2 separate regions of the Mus musculus genome follow, and region 2 is linked to region 1. Evidence: chromatin contacts called from ENCODE POLR2A ChIA-PET data. All regions are on one chromosome and are shown on one strand. The core of a region is the stretch at or near the end of the contact, and the rest is flanking DNA. Distances in the headings are between cores, read along the strand shown. Region 1 holds the start of Qrich1 (glutamine-rich 1). Region 2 holds the start of Prkar2a (protein kinase, cAMP dependent regulatory, type II alpha).

Region 1 (5,678 bases), core at 1,153-3,652:
TTAGAGAAAAACAGCCTCGATTTTGAAGTTGCTATAAAAAAGAACAGCCACACCCAAAGTCCCTAACTGGGTTTTGATTGTGTTGTTTTTGTTTTTTCAGGTAACTCAAATTCACAACAAAATTCAACCATTCCTTAAGTCTTTCTTTGAGACATCAATATAAGCTTTTGTAAAATGATGTGAACTGTGTAAGATCTTGGAGAAGTATAACACCTTATCCCAGAAAACTAGAAGTTACCTAACAGGTAAATACTAGTTGATGGAAACATTGGTTTAAAAAAAAGAAAAGAAAAAAAAAGTAAACTAGAATAAGCAAGCTTAAATGGTACAAAAAGTTCACAGACACATCCTCAACAAAGAGGACAGTTTTTTTTTGTTGTTGTTGTTGTTGTATTCTGTTTGTTTTGGAAAACCATTTAGGTTCTTAGCTGATGCTTTGCAATGTTAATCATGAATATTCCACTGACTTCGATTTTAGGGACTGTTGTCCAATGAACAAACTAATACCGTTTCCCTCATCAGCAGTTTCCTAGTAGGTAGCAGCTTCTAGCAGACAACACCAAGAAAGAATGACAAGATTTGTAAAGTTTCAGTATTACCAAGGGGTTGGGGGGTAACGGACTGCACACATACTTCCAGCGTATGAATGATTTTTAACTCACCAGTCACCATGTTGCATGTATGTCTGCTGCTTGTCCTGAGTTCTTAAGACTTCTAACATTCTGAAGAAGATAGAACAAAGAAGTTCCTTCCATCCTCAGCCTCTTTTTAAGTTTTAACTTTGTTCTTAAAAAAATACAGTATATTAAAAAAAAGTCATTACTATCAAAGTTTGGTTGCTACTAAAAGGAATAAAAATCCTTTTAGCTTGCTTTTCCTCAGGCTTAATGTAACAAAATTGTAAAAATAAACTAGCAGATGTTTTGTCTTAGAAAAAAAGAGCTGTGTATTTCTCCATCACAAACCTAGAATTTCCTAGATAGAAGATCACAGCACTGAAACAAAATGTGGAAAGAAAAAAAAAAGCTGAGAAGAACTTCAGTTACATAGTTTTTATAGTGACAGGCAGATTTTAGAAATTTTTGCTGGACATTTTAGAAATTACAAAGAAAAAAACCGGCAAAGCATTGATCAAGTTAATCAAGGTTAAGAAACAGCCCTTATCAAGAACAGAAAGGCAAGCCCCTCCCACCCACGCGGAGGTGGAAAAAAAAAAGGGGGGGGGGAGGCTGCATTTAAGTGAGGATTTAAAGCGGAATTTTAGAGCTCCGAGAGTTTGATACCATATACAGAGGAGGATCTCTTTCCGGAGCGCACAGAGGTGACGTGTATCAACTGCGCTTATGGAAGAATCGGTTCTAATGGAAGAAAAGCGGGGCCTGGTAATGGTAACCTTCTCTCCTCAGCACAAAGCACCAGTACAAGGTGAGGAAACCCATGGGGACCCAATGCCCTCTCCGGCCAGCAGGACTCGGTTTCCCAAGCAGAGCAGCACCCTCCCCAAGCACCCACCCAGTCCTTGGGCCTCGCTTAAGTAACAGCATTCTTCAGTTAGTACGAGCACTCCTGTCCGCCTCCCGGAGGAGCGGAGCCGCAAGCCAGACCGCAAAGCCGCTATGTTTCTCCGCAGACCTAGGCCACCGCTGCCCCGGACGTCACGAGGACAAGGGCCCAACCCTCAACCTTCCCCAGTCGGCAGGTCGGTCGTCCGCCAGGCCGCTCGCCCGCCCGCCCGTCTGCCCTCCTCTTGGAAGGGGCGTCCGGCGCGCACTCCGGACAGCGTGAGCGACCAACAGCAGGGCGCGCGCCGCAAAACCGGGGGGTCGCGGGGTGGCGCGCGCCCCGGAAGCCGTTCTAGCCCACGGGCCACAGCTGAGAGCCAACGGGGACGCGCACGTCGGGCGGCTACGCGCAACGAGAGGACCGCACAGCGCGCACGATAACGCACGCGCGCGCGCAGAAAAATGAGAAAAAAAAAAAAAAGAAAAAAAAAAGCCACGCTCGTGCGCGCGCGCCTCCGCGCGCCCCCGTGCGCCGCGCCCACCCGCCCCTCAGGCCCGCCCCTCCCCCACCCGTGGGGCGGAGGCTCGCGAGCCGAGGGACGTTCTCCGCTCTGAAGCCGCCCTGAGGTCGCCTGGGCCCAGCGGCAGCGGCCCGCCCGCCCCCGCCCGCCCGCCGTTGTGTAGGGTGGGCCTGCCGCCTTCGAGCCAGAGCCTTGCTGCGTCCCCGCCCTCACCAGAGCCCTCACCCGGCGACGTCACCGCCGCCGCTGCCTCCGTTCTACCCGCCGGCCCCGCTTCACCGCCCGGGGCCTCGGTTCTGCCGTCGCCGCTCCGAGACCGACAGGATTTTCTCCTCACAGCTCCCTGGGCGCCATCTTACATTCAGCCCTCACGGCCAATGGGAGCCGAAGGCCCTTCTCGCGAGAACCGGAGCGTCGGATCCCGCGAGAGCTGCCTGCCAGGCTTAAAGGGAACGCTGCAGCCACAGAGGGAACCGGTTGGAGTGGAGAGCGTACCCCTCGTTGTGGGAAGGAGCGCCACGCCCATGGGCACCCCTCCATGCGGGGCGGGGCTTAGGCCCGGGGTTCAGCATCCAGGGGTATTTTGCCCCTGCCCTGGGTCTGAAAGCATGCTTTTTGAAGCCACCTACGGTGTCCCGCTAGCGCCTCCTCTAGTTGCACAGTTCCACGCGAGGCGGGGCCGGGCCTAGCTCGGCCTCGTGGTTAAGGTGGCCCCCTTTCAAACCCCTGAACTGGGCGCAGCTTTAACCATTGTGCCGCGCCTGGGAAGCGCTCGGGGCGTTAGTGCACGGGAGAAAACAGCTTCAGGAACCCCCAGCACCACCTCTCATCTGAGATCGCTTTGCCACAGTCAGGTCCACCTTAAAGCAGGCCTTGGGTAGCCTAGTGTTTGTATACAGGGAAAATGTGGAAGGCTTTAAAGCTGCAGGCACTCACCTACAGCCTCACCAGAAGCTCCCAGCAACCCAGGGGGCCCTCAGTCTGGGGCAAACCTTAGTGCCTTCTGCACTTGTTCCTGTCCTAGCAAACTCTAATCTTCAAATTCTTCAGAAGTCAATTTCTGAGACGGGGTCCAATCCAAGGGCCAGCATAGCCAGGAATCTCATCTCAGCACCGTATAGACATCCAGGGAGTTTGCTGGGGTCCCCAAACTGGAAAGGCCACAACAGCATTCATGATTTATCTCACTATGCTTAAATAGTTGACAGGGCTTTTTTCTAAATGATCACACGGGGGGTCATGTGTCTCTTGATCTCTAGCCACAAAGACACAAACCTAGATCCCTCCATAGGACTGGTGACTGTGCAACAGCATCTCTGGGGTTCTCAGGTTTATCATAGTAAGTGCTGAGCTAATTCCAGCCATGCACCTGCCTTTGAGAACCAAGTGCAGTAGTGACTTTGTGGCTGGCTCTTTTCTGGGGAAGTGCATTCTTCCAGAAGACATATGAGACCCACCACTGCCAGCTAACAAACTATTTCTCCAGGGTCCTCAGATATTAGAAAGGCAGACAACAGAGAGACGCCAGAGGGATTTAGTTATTCTTTATTGAAACGGAGTGTGGAGTGCTGAAGGGCACCCCCAGCCTCCAGGATGAGGTAGGGCCACATGTATTCAGTTCATATTTTGCCTGGGTCTTCTTTTAGTGTGACAGTTCGGTTGAAGACAATCTGAAAGGCAGTAGAAGAAAAATGACCAACAACCCCGAACCGGGCTTCTTACTTCCCCTTCATCACCTAGGAGGTGAGGTATCATGGAGGTGAGGTACCAAGGTTGTCAATAACTCTGTAATTTCAGATAAAGGACTAGATGCCTGTGCTGTGCCTTAGTTTCATGAGGATTATGACAAACTCTAAGCTTGCCTGCTACTTTGAAGAGTAAAAAAGTTAGGGCCGGGGCTGGAGAGGTGGCTCAGCAGTTGAGAGCACCGACTGCTCTTCCAGAGGTTCTGAGTTCAATTCACAACATGATGGCTCACAACCATCTGTAATGGGATCTGATGCCCTCTTCTGGTGTGTCTGAAGACAGCAGCAGCATACTAACATAAAATAAAATAAATCTTAAAAAAAGTTAGAGCCCTATAAAATTTTGTGCTTGGACTTAACTGGAAAGTAATGAATGTCCCTCCCAACTTATTTGGAGAATGCTAAGGGGATGTAGGGAGAGTGTTTATCACAGTGAACAGCTTCCACCATCAGTACACAGAAGGGTATAGGTGGGTCAAATTAAGCACCTGTCCTTGATGGCTGTCTGGATCCACAGAGAAGTACCCAAGGCGCTCAAACTGGAACTTGTCAAAGGGCTTTGCCAAAGCCACAGAGCAGTCCACTAATGCTCCTTCTACCACTTGTAGTGACGCCTGCAGACAGAGAATCCAAGTGGCTGTCCAGCTCAGAAGCCCACCACCCTCACCTCACATTCTATGAGCCTACCGGGTTCAGGTCACTTAGGAATCCACCAGGCACTTCAACAGGGTCTTCGGGGTTCTTGTGCTGGAATCTGTAGCCAGAGTGAAAGTCAGGCCCTTGCTGGAGAGCCACAGCATGCAATTCCCATCCTGTGACAGTCTCAATTCCAGCTATGTTCACTCACAGGCACTCATAGAGGCGAATCTCACACACCAAAGGCTGTGATACCCAGTGAATAAAGGCCTTGGGCTTCTCTCCAGCATCAGCTCGTCTACAGGTCACCTCCAAGCGTTCCACACAGCCACTGGAGCCCTAGAAGTGAGGAAGATGGAATCAGACCAGGGACCAACATGAAGACTGTTAGCAACACACAATCTTGGCCCTAGCAGGCACTGTACAGAAAGACTGCAGCTGTCTCTTACCCTGACAATATTCTGCAGTTCAATGACATAACCAGTGTGTCTCAGGCCCACAGGCTGGCCCGAAGCTAGGCGCTTATAGCCTGGTTCTGACTCCTAAAGAAAAGAAGCATGGAAGATACAGAAGCTGCAAACATCATCCAAGAACAAGGCTTCTCCCAACCTCATGTTTGTTAGGGATTGGCTCATGTAAAGCAGGAAGGAGAGGCTATTAAAAATAGACCTAGCAGTAAACCCCACTTACCTCCTTAAAGTCGCTTCTCTCAATGAAGACAGTGGAAGCAAAAGGAACCTGGTGGAAACCCTTGGTCTCATCAGCTGGGAAATTTGGCACTCGGATGTCCAAGGGCTGTAGCAGGAGACAGATAGCTGTTATCTCAGATACTCGGCATTCACACATGCTCACACACACACACAGAGGTAGGCCCACCTTGGGAGCAGGAAAGTTGGTGATGACAACTTGTAGTGGCTCTAGAACAGCCATGGCACGTGGGGCTGCATCATTCAGCACATCACGCACACAGGCTTCCAGAAGATGAGGTTCCATTGTGGTCTGTGCCACTGTGACCCCAACCTGGTAGGAAAACTCATCAGTCATACCACAAGTAAAAGGGCCACACCCAGCCTGCTTTCACCCACTAAGCCTACTGAATTATACCCGAGCACAGAAGTTGTTGATAGCCTCTGGTGGAAAACCCCGTCGTCGTAGGGCAGTGAGTGTGAAGAGCCGTGGATCGTCCCAGTCCCTTTGGATAAGAGGGTGGTCAGAAGATCTTAAACAGCACATGCCACAAGAGCTACAACCTCTGGCAGACCCCATGACCACAC
Region 2 (6,447 bases), core at 1,828-4,327, 180 kb before region 1:
CTCTTTTGGGTCTTGTTATGTAGCCCCAGACGGCCTGAACTTACTATGTAGAGCTAATTGGCCTCAAATTTATGAAACCCTTTGCCTCTGCCTCCCAAACGCTGGGATTACAAGTGTACATCACCACACCCAGTCTACAAGCCACTTTTAAAATCTGGTGTGCACCGAAATGAACCAAACTCAGAACCATCTGAGGATCTAAACAAAACAACTCTGGAACATTACCAAGCAGGTAATGTTTGTTTTGCAAGCAGATACACTGAGCCTTAGACACTTGGATTGGAAACAAAAAGAGAAATCACTTACTAACTATGGTCATGGAGCCAACAGACAAGAAGCCTCAATAATCTGACCCCAAAGAACAGAACCCATAAGACTAACCTAAAGAGGAAAACCAGATCTGATGCCCCACACTTTGTAACCCAAGCACTCAGGAAGTAGTGAGTTCCAGGACAGACAGTGCTACACAGAGAAGCCCTGTCAAAAAAAAAAAAAAAAAAAAAAGAGGGCTAGAAAGATGGCTCAGTGGTTAAGAGCACTGACTGCTCTTCCAGCGGTATTGAGTTCAATTCCCAGCAAGTGTACTCATATACATAAAATAAATACATCTTTAAAAAGAAGAAAAAGAGGAGCCTGGGCTGGAGTGGTGATGCACATCTTCAATCTCAGCACTGGGGAAGCTGAGGCAGAAGAATACAAAGTTCAGGCCTGAGCTCAGTTCTCAAACCCTATCTATAAGGAAAAAAAAGGGGGAGGGAGGGCTTAGTATTTCTGGGTATAGATTCAAGAATAATGGAAACACACACCTACAAAGTAACCCTGTCCCAGAGTCTAGAGCAGCACATTCCCTCTACCCACAAAGTAGAAACCTCCAAATGACCACTAACCGCTGATACAATGTAGCATAGCCAAATAAGGAACAGTTGCAAGTACAAAATCCAACCAAAAGCAGAAGGCAACCAAAGAAAAGTTAAAGAGGGAAGAACACTTGCAGGCAGGAGCCAGGAGTCTGCAAACAACCTTGCAACACAGCAAAGCTGACAAAAAGATAGCCATCGCTGTCATCCAACTCCAGAGTTTATTATTCCAAGTGGGAGTCCTGCGCTCATTAATACTCTGAAGGGAGGCTCAGCGCTGGAACAGAAAATAAAAGGGCTAGTGAGATGGCTCAGTGCTTAAAGCCACAGGCTGCTCTTCTAAGGAATGCTGTTTTAATTCCCAGCACCTACATGGTGGCTTTCAACCATCTGTATCCTCTTTTGGCCTGAGAGCTGCCTAATATAGTATGCATATACATGAGGCAGATAGACAAACACATAAAGAAAAATAAATCTGCCGGTGTTGGGCATAGATTGCCCATTTTTAATCCCAGCACTACTCAGGAGGCAGAGGCAGGCAGATCTCATGAGGTCAAAGCCAATTTGGTCTACATCATCCAAGGCTACACAGTGAGACTTTGTCTCAAAAAAAAGGGGGGGGGGATTAATTAAAATTAAAACAATTAAAGCAGGCTAACTCTATTATGTTAATAAAGCATAAGTGGAAGCAACCGAGGAAATAAAATTGCTCTTTGACAGTCTTACTTAAATCAAATGAGTAGAATGTTACTTGTATACTTCCCTGCAATCAACACTGGAATCGAGGTATTGATTATGCTCGCCAGTTTGATTCAATTGTTTTAACCATATCGAAACTTGGAGGAGGAGGAGGAGGAAGAGAAGGAGGAACGCATAATTAACTGGACACGAATAAAATGGCATAACTGAAATTTCCTTTACATACTTGAGCAAAGGGAGAGAGGAAATATATATATAGGTAAAACAATAGTGAAAATATTGATAACTGTTGAATGTGAGCGGCAGGCAGTATTGGGGGAGGAGGTTCAGCTACTGAATGTGAGTGACAGCATTTAGGGAGGGGCTCAGCTCATCGTTCCTCTTATGTGTATGCTTATAAGGTTTTCATTGAGGCAGAGGTAGATAGTTGACCCCAAGTTCGAGGTCAGCTTGAACTACCTACTGAGTTCCTGCTTAATCAAGGCGATCGGCCTCGTCTCCAACAGTTTTCAGCAATAACTCTTCCAAAACGGAATTCTTTGCAAATGAAATGATCATCCGGTTTATTCGGGGCGAGCTGCCGGGTGCTGGTGCTCTTGTCTTCGGAAAGCAAGCAGGCTATGGGGTCTAAGGCAAAGAGGCAGAGCAGCTTCTGGCGGGACCGACTCAAGCTCCGCGCCACCACGCGGACCAAAGAACGCGCACGCTTCATTCAAGGCAGAATCTGACAAATCACTCTCCGTGAACGCTCGGGCTCAGAGAACCGCGGAGCTCAATTTGGAATGCTCACACGCCGGGGAACCCAAGCAGCTGGGCTGGAGAGCTCTCGGGTCTCGGCCCAGGGTAAGGCCGGGAGCCGAGCCCAGGGCACCCCTGGTCGGCCCTCGGGTCCCTCCCTGAACCCTTCACTCGGTGCCCACATCGCACCTCGGCCTTGCCCCGCCCGCCTACCTTCCAGATCGGCATCTTCCGAGTCCGAGTCACTCTCCCCGTCCTCCTCGATGACGGGGACTGCGCTGGACTCCTGCGTGTGAAAGGTCGTCGGGGAGACGATGAACGTGTCTGATTCCTGGCGGCGGGCCTCGCGCAGGCGTGTGAAGTACTCCACCGCGAAGTCGACGAGGTCGGGCGGCTGCTGCCGAAGCACCTCCACGGTGTAGCCCTGCAGCAGCTCCGTGAGCCCCGCGGGGATCTGGATGTGGCTCATGCCTGCGACGTCCGAGGGGCCCGGCGGGTCCGGGCGGCCGGCGGCTGCAACCTGCGCGCTCCCTCACGCCGGCCTGTCACTCCGCGCCCGCGGTCTCCCGCGCGGCCCGTCTCGGCCTTCCTCGCGTCGCGCCTTATTCTGGCCGGGTCTGAGTTTGTTGTGCGGGCCGCGCGACCCTTCCGCTAGCAAGCCAGCCTGGCGCCGCTGCTGTTGTCACCCGGCCGCAGCCGCCGCCGCTGCCGCCGCCGCGCCGCCGCCGCCGCGGGGACCGCCGGGCAGGCAAGCTGGACGGGCGCGGCAGGCGCCCGGGTTGTGACGCACGCGGCCGCGGGCGTGCGCGTCCCCGGCCAGGAGCTGGCCCAGAGTGCGCGTGCGCCGCTGAGCCTCCCGCTCTCGGAGCAGCCCATGGTCAAGGTGCGGGAGGCCCCGGAGATGAGGAAAGAGTGGCCCGGCTGCGAGGCGGGCTGGTTAGTGCGTCTCGCCTGGTCACAAAAACCTTTCACTCATGCTTTCGGAGCATGCTGCGAGCCTCTTAAAGGAGTGCCAGGGTCACTGAAGTGACACAGGACCACCTCACCTTGACCCCTGCTCTAGTGGAGGGCCAGAGGGCTTACTCTAGGGAACGACATTAATGCTAAGCCTAAAGTACTGAGCAGGTTTGCCCAGAGAACGATCTGGAGGAAAGTCCTGTACAACAGGAACAAAGACCTAGTCAAGTCAGAAGAACCACCTTGACTGACAGGTAGAACGATGCGTGCCTGACTGCCTGAGGTCCTAAGGAGTCTAATATGACGTCGTGAGATGTCAAAGGGGGAAGGCTTTGTAGGAAGTAAAAGTTTCAGTGAGATAGTCACTTGTGAGCCTCAAGCAGAGAAATAACCCTGAAAGAGCTCGCTCAGCCGATTGTGGGCAGTAAGAAAGCAGAATAATGCCAGGAGCTGGACAGACCTCGGGGCTTGTTCCTCCTTTTGGACACTTCCATCTTGGTCTTCAGGCCTAGACTTAGAGTCCTCCTTCCTCCCCACTCAACCCTGGGCCACACTACTTGGTGAAGTTGAGCAGACCACAGACCGTGTTGTCTTTTGCCTTTGGGAAGAGGGCAGAGGTGAACTAGAGAGGCACCTGCTGTTCCTCAACTTGTTTCCTCCTGTCACCAAACTTGAACAAAAGAAGTTACAGACCTTTCTGGAATATCCAGCCTAGGTGCTGGCCAAAGAGCCAGCGAGAATACTGTTCTCCCTCTCCCTGCCGGAACCAGCCAGCAACTCGTGAGCTTGGGAACCTGAAGGGTATTGGGATTGTTAAGCACCACCTGGTAATTAACCAGTATTAATTAAGATCTCCACTAGCACCGCCCATAAAGGCCTGGCACAAACCCAAAACCTCAGGCTGCTGGGAACTGAGCTGTGTATGGTGACAGGGGAACACCTTACTGAGGTACTCAATGTAGGGGCCAGTCCAGGCTGTAAGCTAGGTAGACCTGAGACTACAAACAGCTATGTGTCCCTGAATGTATGTTGAGTGGCGGCGAAGCAGTATCCAGCATGCTGGCTGGAGGCACTGACAGCATACTTGTGAAGACTGAATGAATGAATGAATGAATGAAGAAGGAACAAATGATACATTTCAGCAACAAAAGAAGCAGAAACTGCTCTCCTGACTTCAGTCTCATAATATGTATCATTTCTTTCAAAGCTGCTACATAATTCAAGTCTAGCCTGGGTTACATGAAACTATCTCAAATCAAAAACAAAAAAGCAAAGCAACACAGTGGAGATGGGTCTTCTCTTGAGCAGACTGGCTCTTTTTGGGGGGGTATGGGAGGAGGGGAGAGGTTGTTGGTTTGGTTTTTCAAAACAGGATTTCTCTGTGTAGTCCTGGCTGTTCTGGAACTCACTTTTTAGAGCAGGTTGACCTTGAACTCAGAGATCTGTCTCCTGAGTGCTGGGATTAGATGTGCACCACCACGGCCCAGTCTAGCCAACTCTTAAAAGTTTTCCAGGATTCAAATCTTGCCATTACAATCCAAAAAACCTAGATGTGACCCCCCCCACCACTGCACCATATTACCAAGGGAATTGCCTCTCTGCAAGCAACCCTACAGCCAAGCTTGTGGAAAGGTAAATTCACAACTCCAAGTTCCAGTCTTCCCACATTATCATGTCTTACATGTTTTAAATGGGGCACAGGCAAATGAAGAGTTAGGACTCTGACCTCAATTACAAAATAGAGAAGAGAAAGGTTGTTGACAGAGTTGGGTGTGGACAGGGTCTCCCGGTACACTGAAACCCTATTGGCCTCTGTCAGAAACAGTCTGGTTTTCCTGACCTGTTAAACAGATTCAGCACAGCCTAACCATCCATCTGTCCAACAGACAGCATTCAGAGGGCACCCTAACCTAGTATAGTAACACATCATTTGTAGATCCCATTACTCAGGAGAATGAGGCAGGAAAAAAAATCACTCTTGCACACAGGAATTTAAGACAAACCTAGGCAACACAGAGGAATCTCTATCTTAAATTAAAAAAAAAAAAAAAAAAAGCAGGCTAGAGCTGGAGATGTTCTTTCAGTGGTAAGAACAGTTGTTCTCATGAAGATCTGGGTTGGACTCCCAGAACCCACATACTGTCACAAACTATCCAGTTCCAGGGGAACTACAAAGGATACAGACCTCAACAGATGCAGTGAAGATACATTCGTGGAGGCAAAACATTCATCCATATAAATAAATCTAAAAGCAATTGTTTTAAAGAGGGACTAGGCTGTGACTCAGCAATAGAGGTTGTACTTAGCACCAAGCCTAAATGGGTTTAGCCACAACAAAATCCTCAAAGGACTGACATGAACAGAAATTAGACACCCTACAGCTAGCTGCTCCTTACCTTCCTCCATACAGAAGATTCACAGTGAAGTTAAATAGCTTGTAGTTCCAATCTGACTACCTCCCTCACTTCTAGGTTTCCAAAGGGAGGGTCTCTCTCTTCCCTGTCCTTCAATAATTACAGGAACAATGGCTGTCATGAATGCCCATTTATGCTAACTGAAAGGCCTTGTAACAAGAGAGCATCAGGGATCTAAGCCCTGCATCTTCAACCTTTGTCCTGAATGCCATCTTGCCTGCATCCAAGCCTGTCCAGCTACAGGACTAGCTGTTACCATGGCAACCAAACCCACCACTGACAAACAGCTGCTAAGAGCAAGTGACAATGGTGGGTGGAAAGGCCTAAAGCGGAGACCTTCAGAAGCAAAAGCCATCCAGCAGATGAGGCCCCTCATCCCATGTTGTCTTCCTCACAACCCTCAGGTAATGAACATCATTAGACCACCATACCACCAGCCACAGATACAGATATGAATACAATGAGGCTTGTTCTCATAGGCTTTTACAATTGCCATGCACAGTTTGCAGAGGAGGGACACAGGCAGTTTAGCACCAACAGCAGGGAGGGTTTTGATGAAAGCAAACTTAGGCAGGGTACCAACTGCTGTTTCCAGTAAAATAGTGAATTTCTTAGACTCTTTTTTTGGTTTGGTTTGGTTTGGTTTTTCGAGACAGGGTTTCTCTGTGTAGCCCTGGCTGTCCTGGAACTCACTCTGTAGACCAAGCTGGCCTCGAACTCAGAAATCCACGTGCCTCTGCCTCCCGAGTGCTGGGAGTAAAGGCGTGTGCCACCATGTCCGG

What was found. ChIA-PET counts read pairs that join two places held with the same protein, here RNA polymerase II (POLR2A).
Region 2: POLR2A ChIA-PET joins it to region 1 with 12 read pairs in Patski. The contact joins the promoter of Prkar2a here to the promoter of Qrich1 in region 1. POLR2A ChIA-PET finds 5 or more read pairs at or near these places in 2 of 5 experiments (Patski and embryonic stem cell).

Annotation. Positions count from the first base shown.
Region 1 is chr9:108,513,811-108,519,488 of GRCm38, reverse strand. It overlaps Qrich1 (glutamine-rich 1), which reads right to left and starts at 2,402. Exons shown (of 10, transcript NM_175143.5): 1 at 2,249-2,402. Qars (glutaminyl-tRNA synthetase) reads right to left here. Exons shown (of 24, transcript NM_133794.2): 17 at 5,509-5,596; 18 at 5,281-5,424; 19 at 5,095-5,199; 20 at 4,854-4,946; 21 at 4,616-4,743; 22 at 4,456-4,522; 23 at 4,257-4,382; 24 at 3,548-3,693. The coding sequence ends at 3,643.
Region 2 is chr9:108,688,773-108,695,219 of GRCm38, reverse strand. Prkar2a (protein kinase, cAMP dependent regulatory, type II alpha) reads right to left here and starts at 3,077. Exons shown (of 11, transcript NM_008924.3): 1 at 2,508-3,077. The coding sequence starts at 2,763.